Linked DNA regions of Mus musculus: all the other regions are linked to region 1. The links are chromatin loops, found by intact Hi-C in ENCODE. Cell type or tissue: heart. All regions are shown on one strand.

The links. Peaks named below come from ENCODE experiments on the same cell type or tissue, not always from the same donor. Only the 100,000 strongest peaks of a DNase experiment are listed, where the experiment ranks them.
Region 2: a loop joins it to region 1, with 2.2 times the contacts of the local background. A loop is called at or near these places in 4 of 42 quality-filtered maps.
Region 3: it touches region 1 in a loop (2.3-fold over the local background); 4 of 42 quality-filtered maps call a loop at or near these places.

Annotation. Positions count from the first base shown.
Region 1 is chr3:99,136,935-99,144,934 of GRCm38, forward strand. Wars2 (tryptophanyl tRNA synthetase 2 (mitochondrial)) reads left to right here and starts at 4,156. Exons shown (of 6, transcript NM_027462.4): 1 at 4,156-4,254. The coding sequence starts at 4,165. In heart, a CTCF peak has its summit at 4,408; DNase peaks (open chromatin) are centred at 4,167 and 4,417; H3K4me3 peaks cover 1,609 bases; H3K27ac peaks cover 1,362 bases.
Region 2 is chr3:99,238,356-99,246,355 of GRCm38, forward strand. Gm38468 (a long non-coding RNA gene) reads left to right here. Exons shown (of 3, transcript XR_375892.3): 3 at 572-862. Gm46817 (a long non-coding RNA gene) reads right to left here and starts at 3,225. Exons shown (of 2, transcript XR_001783934.2): 1 at 3,115-3,225; 2 at 2,300-3,020. It also overlaps a transcript of Tbx15 not described here. In heart, no CTCF peak of the experiment used is centred here; no DNase peak of the experiment used is centred here; H3K4me3 peaks cover 1,145 bases; H3K27me3 peaks cover 7,450 bases.
Region 3 is chr3:99,248,745-99,256,744 of GRCm38, forward strand. Tbx15 (T-box 15) reads left to right here and starts at 5,016. Exons shown (of 8, transcript NM_009323.2): 1 at 5,016-5,341. The coding sequence starts at 5,137. In heart, no CTCF peak of the experiment used is centred here; no DNase peak of the experiment used is centred here; H3K4me3 peaks cover 1,556 bases; H3K27ac peaks cover 656 bases; H3K27me3 peaks cover 6,760 bases.

The DNA.
Region 1 (8,000 bases):
ACCAGCTTCGCACTCACTTTCATGGGCATGGTGGTTATCTCATGCAGGAGTAGGACCCCACCAATCCCTTTGACTTTTGTTTATATAATCGGTCCAGGGTAAGAAGTCATGGTCAGAGAGCTGTTGCTGTACTCCCATAATTATCCCTTTTCTTTCTGTTATGGAGTCGCCTCCTCCGTATTGAAAGAAAGCACACTCGATATGCACGAAGGGTTGGGATGAGTGGCTTATGCTTAAAGTAAGTTTTGAATACAATTGCCATCTAATTTTTACAGTCTGCAGAATTCTTCTCTAAGTGGATAAATGTGTAGGCTGACTCTCCATTACCTTGATCAGCACCTAATGTTAACCTGACACTTAGAATTAAATTAAAGAAACAGAACTGGATACTTTGAGACTTGGGGGCTGATTATACTAGAGCTAAGAATGGGTTTAAACTCTTCCCTTATCCCATTTAAATCTAAGTAGGTATAAACTCTCCATTACTGGGGAGTAGAGGTGTGTCTGCTGAGGTGGGGTTCCCTTGATGTTCTCGGACAAGGAAACCCAATCCTCCCTTCTGACACACATGGTTGCAATAGAAACAGCTCCTCAACTGCCTGTCTGGTTTTAATCTGTTGTTTCTTGCAAGAGAGGATTTTCTGGGAATGTTAGGAAGAGAGCAAAATTACCAGAACTTACTATAAAATAAAAGTGTTGATGAGAAATCAAATTTTAAACAAGGGTTCAAACTCCTAAGCATGAACACACATAGACACACATGGTACGTGCTACGAGTATAAGAATACAAAAGTTTAATATTTCAAGGATGTCTGAGGATTGCTCTAGTAATTAATTTATTTCTCATTTTAAGAAAATGCTTCATCTTACTTAAAGAATCCCAGAAGTAAAATGTTGTCATTAAACACAGTATGTCACTTAAACAACTTGGAGAAATTTTCTGTATGATCAAGTTTAGTTTTTAAACTTAACTTTTTAAAGTATTTTAAAAGTATTTTATATGGAAACACGTTTAAAGTAAATTATACGACTTTTTAAAGATTCACCGTCATTATTAATAAAGATATTTGTTAAACTAAGCAGTCCCTGTACACTGCTCCTTTTAGAAGGTGGTTTAGAAGGTGACAGATTTTTGGTCATTCTTGTTCCAATATTAAAATGTTGTTATAAAAACAAAGTACAAAACTAAATAGAACTGGCTCTAGTAGGCTTTGTGTTTTTTTTTTTTTTACTTTCAGTTGTTGCTTCTGCCTGTTAAAAGAATCCCTATCTTTTTTTAAACCTTAAGTCATATAACTTGATAAAATAAAATTTAGACTTAAAACATATATTTGCTCTGTGTAAGATTCTTTCCTAAGTGATTGGAGAAATGTTAAGATTCATGACTTTTGGTAGTATAATAAATACTGTATAGTCTTTGTCTGTGCAACAACTCAGCTGAGTGACACCTTGAGTTACAAAGTTACCACTATGGTGCAGAAAAAAATAAACTCTAACAACATCTTACAGTCTACAAATAATAACCTCAAAGTACTGTAAATGCATTGATGATGCATTAACAAAAAGTAAATCTTTTACCAAGACTGAATCCAGATTTTTCTGTTGCCTCGTTTTTGTAATCTGTCTGTTGTATAAGTTTGAATCTGTGCACATGTGAATGATGTCATGAGAATCTATCCCTGTGTCTGTGTGTCCCTAGCAAAAGGCTTTTGCTCTGTATTTATTGAAACAGAAAAGCATCTCATGGGGAAAATATGGATACTTTAACAGAATCTTTAACAAAATTTTACAAAGGATGGGACTTTACTGATTCCAAGTGACCCAGCTAGAAACAAAATCCATCAAGCAATAGCTACATGCTGCTTCCAGCATTTGTGGTGGATTTGTTGTGAGGTTTCGTTCAACCGATTTGTTGCTTTAAACAAATGACTACCATATAACGTACAGAGACATATATGCTTTGCTCTGTAGGTCAGAGGCATGGAAGGGTATGTATCTTAATATTATAGCAAAGCATTAGCTCCAGTTATAAAGGTTGATTGCCTGGGAAATACGAGGCAAATAAGGTTGGTTATTACATTGTTCTCTTTTTTATTTTTTGGAATTATATCATTTCCTCTGTCCCTTGCTCTCTTAAAGGCAGATTAAACAGGCTCAGTACACAGAAGCATAGCAATCTTTATTGACTTCAAGGGGTATTATTAACTTATCTGTGAGGGCCAGCAAAAGTATGTAAGGGATATTTTCATAATAATGTAAGAGATGTTTTCCTAATAATGAGTCACAACAGCAAATGATTTATTCAAACATTATGGTATTGAAGGCGAGTATTGATAAAGTGTCTTTACTGAGAACGTGTCCTGGAGATATCCCCCCCCCCCATTAAAATGTTACCAGTACTAGATAGGCACCTGGGCAGAAGACTCTGAAAATGCACTGGCATCACTGGCTTGATGCCAGGGTTTTTTATTCTGCAATCTGGATAGCTAAGAACATTAGAAGTCTAATGTTAACTCCTGGGGTTATAATCTAATTAATTATATAGCTATGCAAATAGTAATACTTTGCTTTCTATCTGAAGACTAGACACCTAAGGCATTTATAAAACCCCATGTTACAGTAACCATTGTCTATATCTTCTCTTGACTGGCTTTGTCCTGGGCTTCTGCTACACCATGTGTCTTGGGTTTTCTATTAATTCCTGGCCACTTTATTTCCATTACTCGGCCACTTTTTATTCTAAATTCAATCTAGTTTATTCAGTTTTTGGAGTCTATTACCATGTTTTGTAGCTCAAGTGTCCCGTTGGCTCTATACTCGGGTATGTAGTCAAAGTGCATTGCACCTGGAAATACATGTGCCTCAAATTTTAACAACAAAATCATATTGTTATGTTCTGCTGAGGGCGGAACCATGGCTTCTTCAGCTTTCTCCACCTCATACCTGTAATTCCTTCCCTGCTCACTTCCAGTTACTCTGGAACAATTGCATGCTTCTAAGATTTTATTGTATGACTGGAGTTTTATCTTACTTTAGATTTCAACTCCTCGGGAGTACAGGCATCTCAAATACAGCTTACTGCCTATGAATCTTTGATAATTTCCAGTATGTGTTTCTTAGACTAATATAACCAATGCAATGGGATTGTGTCAAATCTGCTCTTTATATTTTTTACTGATTTTTAATCTGAGAGTTTTCAGTTCACTGAGAGAAGTCATCATCTTTACACAAAACATCTTCCATCAAGCATCACTGGTGTCATTGTTACTGAACCTCCGCGGAGCACTGCAGCTCTAAGCATTGTCCACTCTGAACTTGGTACTTGCTTCTATATCACCTCGTCAGTATGCATAATTCATTCTCTGAACCCATGAGACCCCACACTTCCGGAAGGCAAGGTACACACATATCCATCAGTGTTTCACTCAGGGCACTAGAGTAAAGTTGCAGACCCGATGACCAGCATGTAGGTCTCAAAAAGTCATTTATGGTCCTCTAAGAGAAGCAGGCTTCATTCTTAAGAGACACGAATGGAAAGCTGCATCTGGAAGCTTGATTAAAAAACAAACAAACAAACAAAAAACTACATGACTTTTTCCTGTAAGAAATAAGTCAATGGAGGGAAAATGAAATAAACCCAGTTCAACTTCAAAACTGTGAGAGCTGACGTTTATTGGTCTAAGGTTCAGTATCAATGAACACAGGATAGCAAGTCATGTAGTTTTGTATTAGAGAGCAGGTGGTGAGACATGGCTTTGCCAGAATCATTGACTGCTTTTCTTCGGAACTGCAGGGTGAGAAATTACCTATTTTTTTCCACCTTTGGTCTCCAAGGAAATCCGAAGGTGCTAGGATTCCAGGAGCCGTGGGTCTGTTTTTAGCCTTCGTTTAGGGTGGGTGATTTCCTTTACTTCCACGTCTAAAGAGCAACAACTCATTTCTTGAGTCTCCCTCAAGGAAGCTGGCACAAAGGAGAAGATGGTCGGGAAAACACTAAAGCCTAGGGCCACCTATTCCAAGGCGCACCTGCGCTGCAAACTTAGGAAACATCGGTACTGAGCTACTTTGGCCAGCGGCAGCCCAGAGGACAGGCGCATGCGTAGTAAGCACAACTCGGCTCGCCCGCAGACGTCATTCCGGGCCGGCGGCCCCGCCCTTCTCAAGATGGCGCTGTTCTCTGTGCGGAAGGCCCGTGAGTGCTGGCGCTTCATCCGGGCACTTCACAAAGGACCCGCAGCAACTCTGGCTCCCCAGGTAACCCGAGCCGGTCTTCTGCTTTAGGTCTCCGATCCTGCGAGCGCCTTCCCGCTCCCCTTCCCTTCCGCCACTTATTTCTCCCTTCCTGCTTCCTGTAAAGAGCCCTCCACACTTTCTCTCCGAGGTCCACTAGCCTATGACTGTCCCCAACTCAGACCACAGCGACGTTGCACACATGTGACCGCAGGAGGTGCTGCTGCTGGAAAGCACACGCCGCCGGGCCGCGTGGCCAGTGTTGCCTGGCAACGCAGGAAGCCATCTCCTGAAAGAGTGTGACGTTATCAGAAACTTAGTTGCTCTGCGATCGATCGTTCTCTTGCGCACCGTTCTGTTACGTTTTTAGCCTCCTCCCCCTTACAACTTCCCGGGGTGCAGCGGAGAAATCAGAAAAGTTTTCTTAGAATTGGGTTGTTTAGGTTAGTGCAGTAGCTAGCGTGTGGAACGCGAGCAAGAATCGGTGCTCGGTGATCCTTAGGCGCCTGCATCTACCAGGCCCTGTAACCAACAGCAACAAGCTGCCGAGGTACTTCATAGTGTTGCTTGCCTGGCAGCACTGCGATTACCACGACTGAGCTGATGAGCATGATATATTATGTCGAGCCCCGCCACATTTGCATTTTATCCTCAGAGCCAAAAGGTGTTGGGGAATTTGCTTTGTTCTGACAAGCACAAAACATCCCAGAATATATCAGTTTGACATAGATGATCTCGGAAGTCTTGTCTGAGAGCGGGAAGGAAACTTGAACTTCTGTGATGAAGTAATTTTTACACATTGCATATTCATAGCCATTAATGCACAGATATGACATGAGGGTGTCATGTTGTAACTGATGTATTATTGGAAAGCTTTCTGGCCTGGTCCTAAAAGTTCCTGGCTTTTTCTAACATTTGCTAGCTGTGTTACAGAACCAGTTGTAATCCTCTGGGCAGATGGAATAGAGGGAGAATTGGAGTGATTGGCATGTTGATGTACTTCCAAGACTGGAAAGCTTATGGGTTCATGACTATGAAGGTAAAACATAGCCAGCAAGAGTAGATGAAACTAGCATGTAATATTATATTTTGAATCATCCCACAAGTTACTCATTCTCTGAACTTACTTTTTTTTTCTTTAATGTAAACTTCACAAGATTCTTTACGAATAAAAGACACAATACTAGAAATTCAGCAAACAACTATTCAAATGTTACTTTACATTTTAAGAAACAGTGTTAGTTAAGAATTGATTCCGGCTTTAATCATCAAATGTTGTTTTTCTTGAGGTTTGGGAATTTCATTTTTTGGAATCTGATAGGCATATTAATGTGTATACAACCAAGAATATCTAGGACAGATTACTGTTTTTAAACCCTTGATTTCACTTTAAATATAAAGAATTAAATGTTAAAGTTAGTTTCTGCAGTGTTATAATGCATATCAGTTAAAAATGATAGCATGAAAGATTAAGGCAAGCCCAGTCTGGTGGCAGAGGCCTGGAATCCCAGCTATTCTGGTGGCAGAGGAGGAGGGGAGGGGGTCACAAGTTTAAAACCAGCCTGGGTGATTAAGTGAAATTCTTTGTCTCAAAATAAAAAGTGAGAGGATAGCTAAGTGGCAGGATGCTTGCTCAGTACACATGATGATGCAGGTACCAAAGCACTGATGAAGTTCTCCTGAAAGACTGATGGAAAAGATTAAACACTGTGTTCAGAATATGATGGCAGCAGTGTTTGCACAGAAGTGTTTACTCATAGGAAGAAAGACTGGAAGGAAAACAACCATTTTTGATGGGCTTTGTTCATCCTAAATAGTGGATTAAAAGTAATTGAAGCGTGCTTTAAGCCTTTGTTTTTGTGTGTTTCAAATTGCAGATATATCACTTTTATAACCAGGAAAATTTAAAAGCATAAATCTTCCTACAAACCTATAGTCACTGATGCTGTTTGGGCATTTTAAGTTTCTGAAAGAGATACCTGTCCTCTATGGCCATTATTAAAGTGGCCTTGGAAAAGGACTCCTAAAAATTTATGGCCACTCTTCCTGTGTGTGTCTTCTTTTTCTATTGAAAAGCGTCCTTTGAAGTCAAAGGGATTTTGTGAGCAGATGCAGAAATATGTGAAGAAAGAATTGGATTCTCAAACCAGATGCACTGGACATTTTTATGACATCTCATAACCTTTGTAAAAAACAAAACATTATTTTGTAAAAGCATATTATAATAGAAAGACATGCGTATTTATCATATAGGTGGTTTTATGAAACCAGGGGATGGTTAGGTTACTTGGTTATTGATTTAGGCTGTGCACTTGCCCCCTGAGGTGGGAGCAGACACGGATGAGCCACGGTGGGTTTTTGTTGGAAACTGACTGACTGAATGTATTGTGAACCTTAAGTTGTTTTAATGCTCTGCAAAAAATCTTTTTAACAGCATCTTGGTTAAGAAGTGTGGCATTAGTAAGAAGTGAAATGTATTTACTCCTCAAGGCTACATGTAAACTCAAATTCAAAATAGCAAGAAAAGGCCTAGAGGTGTGACTAGTGCTGGCCAGGTATGGGAGAGGTCCTGGGTTTAATCTTTAGTATGTTAGAGAGAGGTATAAGGGAAGAAGATATGAATACAAGCACATCCTACATATTCAATGTGGATGTCTACAATTTGTGCAGCAATGGTTTATTTTGTCAGGTGTTGCTTGACGGAAGACTGTTGAAATCTGATGAGAGGAGCGTAATCACGAAGTCAGAGAAATGGAAATCTGACATGATGTTTAAAGACTGATGGTTTTAGGTACATTGAAGCCTGTCATCATTGACTAAACACAGCATCTGTCCTCCTTTAAGCACTCATTCATGGCTGTATTTGGGAAACAGTGACATATTCTTGGTTAGAAGATTTCCCAAGACTATTTATAATCCTTCAGCTCACACATAGAAAGTCTTCATTTCATTTTTAGCCCTCTGCAACCTAGATTTGGCCAACACTGCCCTATTCTTTCTCCTGCTGATGGTCAAAACGGAGCCATTAGATCAGCGATTCTCAACCTGTGGATCATGACCCCTGTGCGACTCAAGCAATCCTTTCACAGGAGTCACCTAAGACCATCTTCATATCATATATTTACATTATGATTTTTTTTTTTTTTTGGTTTTTCGAGACAGGGTTTCTCTGTGTAGCCCTGGCTGTCCTGGAACTCACTTTGTAAACCAGGCTGGCCTCGAACTCAGAAATCTGCCTGCCTCTGCCTCCCAAGTGCTAGGATGAAAGGCGTACGCCACCACGCCCGGCTATGATTTTATAATAGTAGCAAAATTACACTTAGGAAGTAACAATGAACATAATTTTTTGCTTGAGAGTCACCACAACATGAGGGGTACTAAGGGTCGCAACATTAAGAAGGCTGAGAACCACTGCATTCGGTGGAGGAAATGTGTTTCAAAAGGAAGAGAGAACCACTGTCTTAAATTTCTGATTGCGTGATAAAACTTTTAAAATAACTTAAGATTTCCAGAGTTTCAGAATTAGTTCAAGAAATCCCTGTCTAGCCTGCACTATGCTTTGTCCTACATGCTCAAAATTATTACAAATTAAACTTAGCATCTGTGCAGTGCTGTTGCCTTAGATATAAGCCAAATTCTGATTTTGCCAGGTTTTGCAGCAGTCATATGGTTTCATCCTGAATCGATGATACAGGATCCCATGATTCATTGCTGTGTGTTCTCCAACATGGCTTACTCTATTGAAATGGTTTTTACCATTGAAAGTACTA
Region 2 (8,000 bases), 100 kb after region 1:
CACCACTACCCTCCAGGAAGGTGAAAGACTATTGTCTGGTTCTCTACCAGACCTGCTGCAACCTTGGGGGAAACAGAGAAGGTCTTCCCATCTCTCCGAGACTATTTCTGGAAGGTGCAATGGGAAGGAAGAAACACATCAAGGTCTGCTCCTTGAAGCAGAATCTGTCTACTGCAGCCCAGAAGACAGAAAAACATCTATGCCTGCCTTCCCTCTCTCCTCTGTCCTTCCTAGCATTTGGGAAATCCAATGACTCTAGAAGGAAGCCTTCTTTCTATAAGGGGCCAGGGCCCAGAGAAATATTCTTGAAGGCAGAAGTGCAAAGGGAAAGGTTGTAGCCAGTGGATCAGTCTAGAATGCTCCAGACTCCCTGACCCTAGAACTTACAAAGGACTATTTGTCTTCATCCAATGAGAAGGGGGTAGTGGTCAGGACCCAGTTGGGTGGAAGGGAGGTAGAAGGGTGCAGAGGTCTCTCCCTTCCCAACCCAAAGGATTACCAGATTGCCAAGCTGTGATAGTCTCTAGTCAACCCTTCAAGTGAACATGGGCTCACTTCTACTTCATTGCAGGGAGCTCTCAGGACAATGTATTCCAGAAGCCCCTCTCTGGAAACATGCTTGATCCACGGAAACTCTCCTAATGAGTCAAGGAGCTGGAAATCTCTGCCCCTGGGCTTTCTCCTGCACCTGCCCCACCCACATCAGAGGCTAAGGCCCAGAGGAGCATCAGGACCTGTTCCTGTTTTGCTATTTATAATGAAGGAGAGCGGTGACAACCCAAAGCTCTAGCACAGCGGCAGGAACCTCCGGGGCTACTTTTCACAACAGCCAAAAAAAAAAAAAAAAAAAAAAAAAAACCCACGAAACCAAATCCCAACTCAACAGTGTTGAATCAGCTGCTCACTCTACCTGGCCCGCCCAGTGTGATCTACAGCTCCCCCACCCCGATTGCTAACGGTTACCTGGGGACAAATTAAGAAATTGAAAATGCTGAGCTTGAGAAGTCGAATTCCTTACACTATCTGGGGTCGTTAATCACGGACCAGAACCGGCAAACAGGAAAAGCTCTGTGTCTGCGCGGTGTGCAGGTGGCAGGGCTCAAAGGAAGATAAGTACCGCAGGCCGCACAGTCTCGGAATGACCCTCAAGCCCGCAGTTGACAGGTTCTGGGAATCAATGGACTGCCCTGCCCGTCCCAATTTATAAATGAGGAATGTGCGCTCAGTCATCAGACTTGTGGGAGGTTATCCCTGACTCGGTGGCCCCAGAGAATCGGTCTGCACTCTCACTTGATCTAGAAGGAAGGTTTCTCACCCGAGGTGTGATGAGAACAGAGCTTCAGCGAGTCCTAAAGTAACTCTAAGAGTGGGCTGGCTTGGTGGAAGTCCTGTTCTAAGAAGAGTGAGACACAGAAGATTTACAGATGTGTGTGTGTGTGTGTGTGTGTGTGTGTGTGTGTGTGTGTGTGTGTGTGTGTTGTGCAGACCAATAAGTGGTGGTAGCTGGCTTAGGGGTAAGCATCTGTGACAATTGAAACCTAGCTGGGAAACCTGGGGCTTGGGATCTGTTGCCTGGCCAAGGGTCTTCCCTGGCAGATACATTAGCCTAGGACGCCTGCCATAAACTACGACCTTTTGCACCTTTTGGTCCCCCAGTCCAGACATCCTCCTCCTTCCTCCTGAGTCCTTGACATGGGATCCTTGACATGGATCCAACTTACTGACCTCATGTCAGTAGGTACTGAGACACTCTGTGTGCCAGCACATCAGAGGGTTCCAATCATAATCCTCACAGTGTTGAGCAAAAAGGTTTGCTTCCACCATCTCTTCTCAGCAGCCCTATATCTGTGGGGACAATTTGTTTAGTGAAGCTCCAAAGACAATGGAAAGTTCCGGAGTTTTCCTGGACGTAGTGTTCAGGAGGCGGGGCCGGGACCCGCTGACGGCGGTTTCTCCGGCCCCGTCCCCCCCCCCCCGCCCCCCAGCCACAGGGCAGCAGAAGGAGGCAGGCACCCAGCCTACTCCTGCCCCTCGGCCGGCCGGAGGACCTGCGGCTGCCTGGCCCACCACCTCTGCACCTGCCTGGCTGAGGTGAGATGCCCGGCATAGTGAGGGTGGTGTTTACCTGCCAGCACCCCGCTGCTGGGCTGCCAGGGGTCGCTGACCTCCAGTGATGGGTGGGAGAAGGGATCAGAGCGGCGGGTGGATACACCACTGGAGTGGGAAGGCAAGAATATTTAGGTGACACAGATGAAAGTCCTAACTTTGCAAATCAGAAACTTGGGGCCAGTCCACAAAATTATAGAGACTCTGTTTTCCTTATTGAGAAACGAGAATAATAACATATTGTTCCCTCCCACCCAAAGGGATGACAAATCTCTCTGGTCTGAGGAAAGACCTAGTGGGCGGTTGAGAGGTTGTGGGATCCTGGGCACGAAGATAAGGAGCACTTTCGATTGTTTTAATCTACCCTATCTTAGTAAGAGTTGAGGAAAATACCGAACAAAGCAAAACAAAACTCTAAAATGTAAATCGTAAGAAGCGGCCGACTCCGGAGCCAGGTCCAGCTCACTGAGCCGGAGATCCGGAGATCGCTCCCGGAGATGCAGCGCTCTAGCTGAAACAAGGTCTAGCTCTGCCGCTTGGTCCCTAAAGTTGCTAGGAGCGTGGGGTGTAGCAGTCCTAGAGCGCGCCTTGCTCGGAGGCAGGTCGGCCGAAAGTGTGCGCAAGAAAGAGCACGCCTCTGTGCCTTTTGTCCTCCGTCCCCAGATAATTTCCCGTAGCAAAATCGAGAGGTGAGCAACTTCTCCCGGGTTCTCAGATCAATTTGCAGCCAGCTTATTCGGTCGTCCAAATTTGATTGTCTTGAGAAGTGGCTGAGCTCCCCGGAGCACAGCTCGGGCAACCCTGCTACCTAGCTCAGCACTATCCGCGACGGGGGATTGGGGATGGAAGAAAGTGTCCCGGGGTCCCAGGGAAGTCTGGCCTCATCCATCAGTCCGTGTAGTCAGTAGCTCACACTGCGGGTTCACAAAGAAACAAAACAACCAGCGAGAGTCCAGTTAATCTCCGCACGGAACTGACCCGGGTGGTCCGAATAGCGAGAATCCTAACCTGTTTCTCCCCAGTCCCTTGGGCGAAGCAGCTGGCAGTGCCTCGGAAAGCTAACGGGAATCTCTGACAGCTAAATCTGCCCGGACGCGACGACCTCGGGGGAGGGAGGTCGGCTAAGTATTGGAGTATTTGTTTAATTCCACAGTCTGGGATCAGCCACCCCTCTTCCTCTCCCTCACCACGCCCCCTGAGCCCTCAGCCTCCTGGGGAAGTGCAGGGGCCCTGGGGCTCTGAGCCTAGGGGCGAAAGCAAGGAGTTGGGGAGATTTTGTGTTCAGAACCAGTGCGGCAAATAGCTTCTCTACTACTCAGCCCACGAAGTTAGAAAGATAGAGAATTTAAATACTATAGTCCAAACTCGCTATACACAATACTTTGATGTTGGGCATTCATGACCACCTCCCCACCACCACCCCGGCGAATCTCACTTAAGTACCAGAAACAGACACTTTGATCCCTCAAAGTAGCAATTTATAGTTCTTTAAATTTTTTCTGTTTTCTGTTTTTTTTTTTTTTTTTTTTTTTTTTTTTTTTTTTTTTTTGACTGGACTAGGGAAAAATAATCCCGTGAATGCAGGACTGAGACCAGCTTTCAGGCCCTGGCCGGGTAGTGAGTTCAGGGCACCAGGATCCTGTGTTCACCCGGGGTTGCCTGGCGCTCATTTCTCCTCGCCAATGTCTTTTGAGTCTCTTCTTTAGGAGGACCAGTTGATGTGATTCACCCCCAGGCTTTATTTGCCTCTGACTATTAAATTCGGAGGGGTCGAGCGGGGGAACTTGAGGAAGGGCTAAAGTTGGGGCTCCAGTTCCCGAGATCAACTGGAAAAAAGTTGGGGCTCCAGTTCCCGAGATCAACTGGAAACTGAGGAGACGCCCAGAAATAAAAGCACTTTTCCAGGAGGGGAGGGCTAGGGGATATAGTGGGCCGCTGTCAGCCAGTTCTCATCCAATTCCATCGCTGCCAAATGTTAGGCCGATGTGAAAGCTTTCTCTACACTTTGCTTAACAACCCAAAATTGGATTACAGATAGGGAGGGGCGGACATATAAAACAGCAAACACCACTGGCTTCCCTCCAGCACCAACCAGGCGCAGCTCAGGGTCTCTCATTTTTCTACTAGGCCGAAATGGCAGAACTCCCCGCTCCCAGGGTCGGCTTCCTGGCTCCCATTTCCCAGGGACCCGCAGGCTTCTGTCTTTCTTCCCAGACCCCCACCATAGCTGTCTCTTTCTTTCCCTGGATGCCTTACATCAATGCTTGGGGAAGAAGAGCAAGAGGTCCATCCTACTGGTCCTTCAGTTGACTCACAGGCGCAACAGGCTTTCAGTGTTAGGAACCCTCCATAGAGCACTTCACTCGGGCTTTGGGGCTGCTTTGCTATAGCTGACATTCTGACATTTGGGGCTTTTCTCCAAGTCTCCTGCAGGATTCCTGCTCTCTCTGGACAGATTTACCCCAAATTGGTATTGTGCGAAGCTTCTTGGAAAAAAATAGGTGGAGGTTAAAGATATATATTTTATGTTGAGCTGGGGTTGTAGGCCTCTTTTATCTTTTACGTTGTTACCGTTTCTTTCTTCTTTTCCTTTTGTTCCCCTATTAAATTCTCGTGTTCTTTTAAGGCTCCCTAGCTTTTAATTTTTCTCAAACCTTCTTCAGTCCTAAAAACCCGATGTTCACCTTCTTCAGGTGGCCTTTGAGGAGGCTAATGATGACCCTGCTTACTCATGCTGTTATACCCAGACAGATCACGACACTGGGGACAGTTAGCAAAGCAAAGTTGGGGGTTTTAGTGTCCTCTGGAGCCCAAGGGCATCCTCCCAGGACACATTTTTTTTTTTTCTTGTTCCAGGAGTATGTAGGAGTTGGGCTTGGCATGATTCAGTGACGCATTAAAATGCAGGCAAATCATGGTGGCGCACACCTTTAGTCCCAGCACTTGGGAGGCAGAGGCAGGTGAATTTCTGAGTTCAAGGCCAGCCTGGTCTACAGCCTGAGTTCCAGGACAGCCAGGGCTACACAGAGAAACCCTGTCTCAAAAAACAAGCAAGCAAACAAACAAACAAAAAAAAATGCAGGCAAATTTGATGAAAGGGGGCAAACAAAAGTTCCAGGCAGTAAGGTGCAGAGGTGGGGTATGTGAAACAACACAACTGAAGAGATGAGGAGACCTATGGAGAACAGATAAGGACACCACAGGGTCAATGGTCTGCAATACCCTGTGGTATTGAGCATGGGCTCAACCCTGGGACGGCATAGCTTCTCCTTGACAAGATGGGATGTTTTAATCACACTGAACAAAACTGGTTCTCCAATGAAACAGGATTTGCAAATCAAAAGGAGGAAAAAAAATATGGCCCAACAAGTGAGGTTGCCAACATTCTACCAAGAAACCTAAAATGGGAGAAGGGGACTCTTCTTCCATTCTGCCCTCTTTTCTCTCCTCTGGATCCAATCAAAGCTGGTTGTGACAGAGGCCAGGCTGTTCCAGGGTCTTAGCTTCATTTCACTCACTGTTTTCCCACCCTTGCTGGAGGCTAGAGGTGGAGGGAGGAGTAGGCTCTGGAACTGATAAAGGCCAGAAATTCTTGGATGCAGTAATGTAGCCAAATGATCAACTATTGAAGTATCACAGCCCAGAGACCAGGAGAGACTACAGCATCCTGGAGGATGCTCCTGCCCAAATGGTTTACCCAGGATGAGCTGACTTTACCAGAATCCCTTGGGCAATCAAACCTCTGTCTTTCCAACCCACCCCACCCTGCCCCACCCTTTTCTCAATCCCTCCCTCCTTCCTCTCCCTCTCACTTTTTCTCTCCCTCTCCTGTCTCTTTCTGTCTCTCTGTCTCTCTGTCTCTGTCTCTCTGTCTCTCTGTCTCTGTGTCTCTGTCTCTGTCTCTCTCTCTCTCTCTCTCTCTCTCTCTCTCCTTCCTCTGATACCAAATCTGATTTCTGAGGCTTTGGATACTCAAGTATAAGTGATTGATACTTAGAAGGGCCAAAAGATTTGTTCTTCATTTGAATATATTAATTGGATTTAGGTTGTAGGCATGGTTTATCATGGTGTTTGGACCATGGCTTTCCAATTCAACCCTACATGTGTATCAGGACCAGGATCAGGGAACAAGGGGAAAGCCTGGTAGCACTGAAGGTCTATCTAAGGTCAGTAGCAGCTCTCTAGTGACCATAAAGTTTCAAACATAGCCCCTCTCCCAAGCTAGATGAGCAGATCTGTCTTCAAGAACTAACCCCCTCTGACAGCATACCCTGTTTTCTGGGTATTAGGTACAGCCCTCCACACTTCTGAGATGGACATGTTCTTCAAGCTGAAGTAGACACTGGGAAGAGTTTCTGTTGCTTTCTAATCACATGTCTCAGCAGCAAGTGTATATGGAATCTCCAAAAGTTGCTAATTAGTGGGGTGGGTGAAAGGCAGGGAATAGGTAGCTCTGATGTTGGGACACTAAAGAGTTATTGTTATGGGAATGAAAGTTTGCTCAAGCCCAGGCCCTAGTAACTGAGTTGCCTGGAGCCCAAGAGGCCAAAAGCAAGCTTTTCAAGCATGATCTTTACTGGATGCGCCCAGCCTGAGAGGAGTGCTTTGGATTACCTTCCTGCAAGCAACCACTGGTACCTGCACAAGGATACCCTCTCTACCTGGCTGCACCTCCCATCGGGAAAAGATGGGAAGTGAGCTCCTACCTCTTTGCTCCATGTTAAAGTAGATTTCATGCTGAAACTGGGACAGACTCCAATGTGTATTTATAACTGGGCTGGCATTCTTCATCCCATATAAGACAGTTCTATTGGTGCTTCCCAATATCTAGCCACTTCGCTTGGGTTTCTTGAAGGCAGGGAGAACCTAGATATGCAATTTGCTTCAGTAAACATACAGGAAGAGAGGCTAGGGGGTATATGGGGTTAAGAGGGGTTAAGAATTCTGGCTCTGAAGCAAGGTTACCTGCACTAAAAGCTGTGATATCCTTGCCAAGTTACATAACTCCTTTTTACCTCACAGTTTCTCCGAGTGTAAAATGTGGCTGGTAATACCAGTTCTTGGCTCATAGAAGTCGAAGTGGGTGGAGTGAGTTGGTCCATGTTAAGCACTTAGCACAGGATCCAAAAGGCTCAATAAACATTAGTTCTTTACAAGTGGTTCAGGCCGGAAAGAAGAGAGAGAGAGGAGGGGGGAGAGGGAGAGAGGGAGAGAGGGAGAGAGGGAGAGAGGGAGAGAGAGAGAGAGAGAGAGAGAGAGAGAGAGAGAGAGAGAGAGAGAGAAAGAGAAGAGTGGGTGGAAAGAGAAGCAAGCTGTAGGAATACACACTTCTTATCCTTTCTGTCCTGGAAGCCCCTGTGGTCTATGCATAGCATTGCCTTTTCTTGTTATCTGGGTTGGGTACAAACTTTCCAATAGTGAAGAAGCTGGGAGTATCCAAGGACAGACAGCAGCATAGTTCTGGCCCACTCCAGTGCCACTAACCCTTGCTTCCAAGAGTCATCCATCTCCCTAATCAATTGGTGTGGCAGACACCATTGAGAGTGAGGAGCATGAATTCATTTTCCTTTTGGAGAGTGTCTTCACCTGTCTGGACCAGTCAGTTGTCCATATGAAGACTTTGGGAAGAATGTGAACTGAGTAAAAAAGTACCCCGTTAGGGATAGACAATCTTCCTCACTCCTGGATGCCCTGGGTATTTGACTGTGAGCTAGAAAGCAAAGCCTCATGGGGTGCTCTTAGTGAAGGGATGGTTTTAGCCCACCCTTTCCTCAGCAGCAGGCTCATGGTGGCATTGATGCCTCTCCACAGATACCTACATATGTGTGCCTACTCTAAAAGGCTGACCAGGTTATAAAAGCAAATCCCAGCCATTTTAAAGGCTCATAGTTTTT
Region 3 (8,000 bases), 110 kb after region 1:
ATATAAAATCGGGGCTTTTCCCCCTTCACTCGCCTCTTGCCCCAACGCCGATAGAAAGCAGATAAATTTATGAAGGGCGAGCTAAGAGAATAATTACGGGGTGAAGGCCGTTAAATTTTATTTCAAGTCCCAAAGGCAAAACCTGCGATTTTATTGCAAACATCTGGAAGGACCGAGAGGTGGGCACGCTGCTGGGTTAAAATAAAAATAGACGATTTTTATTTCGCGAAAACAAAAAAACATCATTAAAGAACCTTTGCTCCCACTGACTTTTATTTTTAAAAAATCTGTGTTGGGGCAGGGGCGGGGCAGGGAGGGAGCGTTGGATAGCCAAGGACTCACGGCAGTGTCTTAGCTGTCGGTAACCAAAGCCAGCCTAGGAGACTGGAGGTGCGCGCTACAAGAGAAAAGAAAAGTGCTACTTTGGTCAATACTTGTCCTAAATTACTCTTCTTCCTCCCGCTGCAGCCTAGGGCTCCAGGCCACTCGCTTGTCACACCCCTTGCTTCTTTTACTTTGGAATGCCAGTCTGAAAGCAGAAGTGAAAGAGGTAAACACTGGCTCCAGTTTCCCAGACGATTTGATAGCTACCAGAATAAAACCTTAGGTCTGCCAGTCTTCTGTCCCCCGTCCCCAAAATAACTTGCTTATTCTTAGCTGCAAATTACTTAGATCTTCGCGGTATGGCGAAGGGAAACTGAGGTCCTAGCCTGTTAATCGACTTGCCTAAGGTCACACAGTTTGGGGTCCGAAGTAGGCCCGATCACCAGGCACACACCTCACCTTGGAGTCGCCATGATTTTTTCCCACCCCGTAGTCGCCTCATAATATTTTACACCTCCCCTGATGGCCAAGTTCATTACAATCTCCCTGCCCGCACAGAGTGTCCTTCCCACGTGTTTAGGGGCAGCCTAACTCGTCCTGCTGGCCAGCTATTCCTAACTTTGTTTTCAATTACTAACTCAAAATTATCCGAAATCAAAGCCGGCTGGTGGGTCACCTCCGCACGGAGGCATTAGCAGAGAGCGATTTAAGGTGGTATTTAGTGTGCAGGAGGGAAAGAAAATGTGCTCCGAGAATGTGGGTGGGGGTTCCATTTCTGGGATGCCTGGTTTTTCTTTATTCTTGTCCTGATGCTAGGAAATCTGTTTTTACCTTTGAAATTTTGCTGACTGGGCAGGGCCAGTTGGAGGAGGGCAGTCTTTGTGTTATCCCTTTCTTTCCTAACATCTCCCCCACCCCCTGTACAGGCTATGCCTAGATCTCATTTCCACATAGGTTTCTGCTGGTGTCCAGCGACTCCTGGGGAATCGTCTCTGGCTTTAACACACTCCCTTCCTTCTTGCATTCAAGCAGGAGCTGGGCTAGTTCCGGCTAGGGTTTTTTTTCTGTCAGTTTCAGGCCTGAAATAGACCCGCGGCAGATCCATAGCCTGTAGAATCAGCTCAGGTCACAAGGTGGAGCCTGTAGCTGGGAAGCCCTGAGAATGCCTAGACATCAGTCTCAAGCTGGGAGCCCCACTCTTTTCCCTACAAGCTAAAAGAGAAAGAAACGATGGTAACAGGATAATTTATGAAGACCTCTGAGTGATCAATAGAAGGAAAAAAAAATCATGCACACAGCCATGTCCACATTTTGGTTAACCCATCATCCTCTCTCCATTCTCTTGACTGTATCCTGTGTAACCAAGCCAAATATACCAAACCATCTTCTTCTATTTCCCCTGCACCTCTCCCAGGGACACAAATTTATACACTAAGGAGTACATACCCTTAGAGGGGTAGGTTAGATGAACTCCGATGGGGGGGGCACATTTATAGCCCCTCCCACTTTGGGGAAACTTCAATTTTCTCATTGTTTCCAAATCTGTTTGTCTTCACTTTCACAGGGTTGGTTTTTGTGGCTTAATTTGTGACTCTACCTGAATATGGGTCAGGGTGGGTGTGACTTGAAGAAGACATGAACTGATTTCAGAGTGGAGGACCCTGCTGGACATAAGCTTGGAGCAGGGGTGGGGCGGTGTGGGTAGGGTTGGTGTTGATGCTTACCTTGAAGGCACTGTTGCTGCTTCCTTTTCTCTGGGACATTTTGTCTGTGGCCAGCCATATGGGTGGGCTCATGCTGTCGGTCTAATGCTTGGGTTGGTGCCTGATTAAAAGAACTCTCTAAACGTTTTTAATTATATTTCTGTGAGTTTTCTCCTTCCCGTGTGTGTGTGTGTGTGTGTGTGTGTGCTCACACACACTTGTGCTCCTGCATGTACATGCATGTAGCATACATGCAGAGGCCAGAGGAGAACTTTGCAGAAATTGGTGCTCCTCTTTCGTCCTGTGGGTTCCAGGGATCAAATGCAGGTTGCTGGGCCTGAAGGTGGCAAGCACCCTAAAGGCTGAGCCATCAGTCCAAGGCCTCTTTCTGGACCAAAGTAGTGGGCAGGGCGGGGCAGGACTGATGTGAGCCCACAGAGGGTGTCTGTCCCATATGACACATCCATTTCTCAGTCCAAACCTGGCCTTTCAGAAAATAGGAAAAAAAAAAGTGGCTTTTAAAAAAGACAATGGGATGGAGGGAATAAATGGAAAAGTCTAGAAGGTGACCCACAGCTTTCTTCCTCATCCTGGTGAACTGTTGGCTCGTAGCCACAGGGTTCTGAGAGTCCCTATGAAACCAGAAGAAAGAGTCAGGCATGAGCTGCTGGAGGAGAAGAGATTTGTAGGGCTCCAAAGTGTCTTGTCTCCAAGACTTTTTGTAGGAACTCAGTATCCAGCCACAGCTCCAACAAGAAATGATGGTTGGTAAGGGCACCCTGACACTCATGTATTCCCTGAATCTGCCGGGACAACCGCAGATGCCCCTGGCTTTCTTATTCTTCCTGCCTGGGGACTTTCAAGTCATAGAAAGCTCCAGGAAGGCCCTGGAACCCAGGACTGACAGCAACATACCCATCAAGGAAGGCTCTTTTTATGTTTGCCCTGCCACCAGCTTTCTCTTGTCTAGGCTAGAGCATGATTTGAGGGAAATTTAAAAAAATAAAAGTTAGTCCTACCTCTTAAAAGGCCAGTGAACATTCAATCCATGGTTGTTGCTTCCAGCAGCAGAGGGCTCTTAATGATAATGGCAGGAACTAAATTTCCTTGGTTCTTGGGTCAGGCAGGGAAATGTGGCCTTTCAGAGGTGGCACAATGTCCCTTTCCTCCTTCCCTCAGCAGCTAGTTCTTTGGAGCCGCTCATAGGCTCTGTACTCCATCTAACTTAATTACTCAGACCTTGCTTAGCGCCTGGCTAGACTTATTGCTGGGCCTCCCGGTTGGTGCTAAGTTTTCCTCCTTTCCCAGCTTCATAGCCTCAGGATAGAATTATTTTGACCAGGAACTTTGGAATGGGGAAATGAGGCTTTTAGGCCTCTGCTCTGAAATAGGAGATTTTTTATTCTTTCTTTCCCTCTTTCTTCCTTCCCTCCGTTCTCTTTTTGGCCTCCGTATAAGTCTGCGATCTGAGGCCTTATGCCATTTATCCATGAGGATAAATAACTTGGTGAGCGGTTGGATAACAAAAATGGTGGGGGATGTTGTTTTAAGTTCCTAGGTTATCTGTGGTGAATGAACGGTCCTGAAAGCTTTAAAAGTGAGGCGTGGGAGCAAAGGGAGATCATTAGTAAGAGATGAGAGCCAAGTTCTGGAGATGAGGGGATTTGAAGAAATTTTGAAAAAGTTCCTTCCCAGCTATCAGAAGTCTTATCTATCTCCCCCCCACCCCCAACCCCGGCACCCGCTGTGGGTTCTTTGGAATAAGAGCCCGGGATAGGCGAAGCGCAGCTCAGAGTCTGCTGCGCTATGAAAGTTACTATTTGTGTGGTGCAGGGGCCCAGTCTAGCAGGGTAAGTTTGCAGACCCCGAGGCAAGCTAAGCGGCCCATGCAGGTCTCTTAACTCTCAGCGTGTCTGTCTCCTCCCTCCATCAGGTAGAACAAGGAGCGTGAAGTCCTGAAATGTTCAGTTATAAGGCCGAATGGCAGCAGGAAAATTTTTTGTTGTTGTTGTTTCGTTTTGCCTTAACCGGACCCGCTTAGAAAGTCATTGATCTGGAACACAGTAGAAACCTGCGTAGAGAAATTTGGGCAGATCTCAAAGCCCCTGGGGGCATGGGTGATATGATCAGAAATATCTTCTGCCTTTTTTTTTTTTTTTTTTTTTTTTTTTTTGAGGAGAGGGACAGGTTAGCATTTTGTCACAGCATCAGCTTCCCAGATCTGCATCTGAACTGAGTATGATAGCTAGCTCTATTAGATCCTGAGAGTTTGGAAGGAAACTGTATGGATTCGTATTTGGACTTGTAGAGTCTATAAGGGCGAAGATCAGATTTTGACTTTGAGCTGTCCCGACTGCCCTCCTCCTACAGAGAAACAAGTCGGGTGCCGGGAAGCCAGGGGTTAAAGTTGGCAGAGAAGCATCCTGGGGATGGCCAGCGCACAGCCTTGGCCCGAGCCTCAGTCTCTCCCTTCTCCCCATTGGCCCGAGCTCTCGGGCTTTCTCTTGTTCCTTTCTTGCCATTGGCTGGGGGCTGGCTTTCCTCCCCTCTGCCTTTTTCTGCTCCCCCTCCCTTTTCCCTCACCCCTCGGACAGGAGCTCACTGCCTACCCCCTGTTCCTCGGGAAGGGAGGAATTCAGGGGGGAAAAGTTTCCCAGAAGTTTGGATCAGGGAAGGACGGGAAGAACGAGTGGGGAAGGGGGAGAGGGAGGAGAAAAAGGAAGAGGGAGTGAATTTAAAAAAAAAAAAAAAAAAGAAAGAAAGAAAAGAAAAAAAAAAAAGAAAAGATGAAGTTCAGTCAGCAGAGTTTGTGAGCGCCTGCCCGGGTGGGTGGGGAGCTGGACTCAGTGCTCCATGCAACGGGCGGGCGGCGTTCCCCGCGCTAGTTCCTAGAGGCTGGGGCAGCTGGGGGCACCGGTCTGATCCGGCGGTCGAGGGCGGGGGAGGACACGGAGGGAGGGCGCAGATCACCCGCGGAGCCGCCGCCCCAGTTTCGGCCGCGGCGCCGCCGCCTCTCCAGGGCCGGGTCGGCGGGCGCTCGGAGCGTGCGGCCGCGGGGCTGCCAGCTCAGTAGCGCGGGCTAGAGGAGACCCGGGTGCGGGCGGCTAAAATGAGTGAACGGAGAAGATCTGCAGTCGCCCTGAGCTCCCGAGCACATGCCTTCTCCGTTGAAGCCTTGATCGGCTCAAATAAAAAGCGGAAACTGCGAGACTGGGAGGAGAAGGGGCTGGACTTGTCCATGGAGGCGCTGAGTCCCGCAGGCCCACTCGGAGACACAGACGACCCGGCGACACACGGCCTGGAGCCCCACCCGGGTGAGTGTGTCGGATCGGACGACGGGAGGCGGGTGGAGAAGGAACACCAGCCGGTATCCCCGCGAGTGGAGGGAGGCCCTGCCTGCTGACTCCCTGCCTCACTCCGACGGGGGTTCCTTTTTCTTGGCATAAATACCTTGAGCCTCCCTAAATTCGCCGGAACCAATTTGGGGGCCTGGCCCGAGCCTTGCATTTTAATCGCCAATTTCAAGGCCTACTTGCGTCCATCCCCCTTCTCTTGTGTCAGAGACTGAGGGCTGCGGGTCCCTGGGTTTGAAAGAGCTCAGTCAAAGACACTGGAGAAAGAGCCCAGTGGATCTGAGACTTGCTTCCGTGCTTCTGAGAGCCCCCGAGTGCTGCCAGACGAAGCCTATAAGGCAGCCATGGGAAATGTTCCGGTTTTCTCTTTTAGTTTCTCTCTCAACTAAGTTTTAGATGGTGGAGTATAATTATTTCTATTTCACTGGGGACATAGTAGATAGACACTGTATCCTGAGACCCAGGTCTTTAATCCGTGCCCACATCTCAGTATTTGGGTGGGTGCACGTTTCAACTAATTTTCTTAGATCTCTCCATATTGTACATAATTAATATGCACAAAACACTTAAAACTCAAGGCGGATGTCAATGTGTGTATTTTAACAGAACCCTAAGAGGGAGAAAACAGCTTCACATTTTGTATTTAGTGCCAAGATTTCAACAGTGCAAAACAGCCCGGGGGAACAGCTGTTGTCAAAATCCTGTAAGCACGCTCACAAACACTACACTCATAACTCGGTTTAGCGGCTTCAGAATATTTTCAACAACTAGTATTTTCAGCCCAGATTTCTAAGGCCCTGCAGAAGGTGTCCCTGCGGACCAGCTAGGATCCAGGACTAGACTCCTTGTCCTACACGGCTTGGGGGTGGGGGGGAAGAGTCAGGCAGCCGCCCACACAGGAATGGGAGCAGCAGTAGGCTCGGGAGCTTGAGGATCCTGGCCTGAAAGCTAGCCAAAGCCCGAAGAGGGACAGCTGTCGCTTACATTTTCTCTTTCAGCAGTGACAGTTCAGTTTCCACGCTCCCGAGGCTAATAATAACTCGATTAGCCAGAGACCTGCAGAGACAGAGTTTCATGAATTCTCCGTGTTCTTGCGGCCCGTTACGGAATTTGGGTTTAGTGCTGGGGAATTATTTTTATTAGTCGATGAAAAGAAAATTAAAAGGAGATTTATTTCATCCATCCACGACTTTCTCTCTTTGGGAGCAAGGGCAGGTCCACTCGGTCTGCTGTGTGGGCAATCCAGGAAGGAACCGAAGATAGCTAATATGTGTCCTCTATTCTGCCATCCCGTCACCCAATTTATCTGTTGTCAGGATTTCAGTAAGGGTCTGTACAGTTATTGGAATGACTTATGGCAACTTTCGATTTGGGAATCTCTTGTTATTTTATCTTCCTGACAGTGGATAAGGGAGAAATTATTCGATTTAGGAAGACTGATGTCAAGGGTGCTTTTCTCTGGGGGAAGAGTCTGGGTTGCTGGGAGTGTGTCTGGTGTGTCTAAGCTCAAAAGGGCCGGCATGTGGGGGTCTCTGAAACCATTGGTATAGTTCAAAGCTCTCTCCTTCCGTCTTTCTCACCCATAAGTGAGGGAAGCAAAGAGAGGAATTGGAAAAGAGAATATTCCAGTCACGTGAATGTGGAGAGCTAGTCTCCAGAATTTTGTTTAGTAGCTCTAGTCTTGGCCTGACAAAGATTCGATGGAATATAGAGCTAACCCTTAGTGACACACTTCAGCCGCTCTGTTCCATTATTTGATTGCCTGTTTTAAAAGGAAGAGGGTACACTGAGGCTAGGAAACAACGAAATGAATTAATGAGCAAGGTTCCTGAAGAAGGGATTCAAAATTGAGAACATTGGGTAGCCCAGCATGGCCTTTGGCAGATGAGACCCTCAGGTTGGAGCTCAGGCAAGGACTTAAAGGCTTTCTTATCCTCTGGATTTGGGATGAGAAATTATCCTTCAGGGAAAAAGGGGAGGGGGCTTGGTGTGGAGACAGGCCGAACCCTGCCATAGCTGCCCATTCTGGACCCAACCACACAATTTGTGAGCAGAAATTGCCAGCTGCGTAGCTTTTCTTCCTCCTCTAGTATAGTTCCCTGTCCCCCACTCAAGGCCACATTTAGAAACACTTATGAAAGAATAGCTTAGATGGCTGAGCTATCCTGTGCAGAGCAGTACCTTTCTTCTACTGTGTTTCAGGATCTGTCTTCTGCTAGGGTGGGAGAAGTTGCTGTGTGAGTTGTTGGTCTTAGGCAGAGGGGGGAAAACACAAAATAAAACCAAACTGCCTGGGGCCTGGGGCAAGATTAAATACTCATCCGGCCAAAGTAGCTGTGTTTGTCCTTCTCACCATCTTCTCTTGGACCGATGATTCAACTATTTTCGGCTGGCCCTACCTGAGCCTGAAACCAACAGGACCGGCAGACAACCCAGGGCCCAAATTGTAAAGTTGAACAGCAAAGCAAACTTTTTTAATTCAGAGACTCGGGCCGGCCCTTTGCCTTTTCAAGACCCGATTTTCTTTCCGGGTCTGGACAAAGCTGGCTTTAGTTGGCGCCTGAGCACCCGAAGCCTGGGGCGCCAACCTGTAGCAGGGGGATAGGTGTAGGGGGGCAGC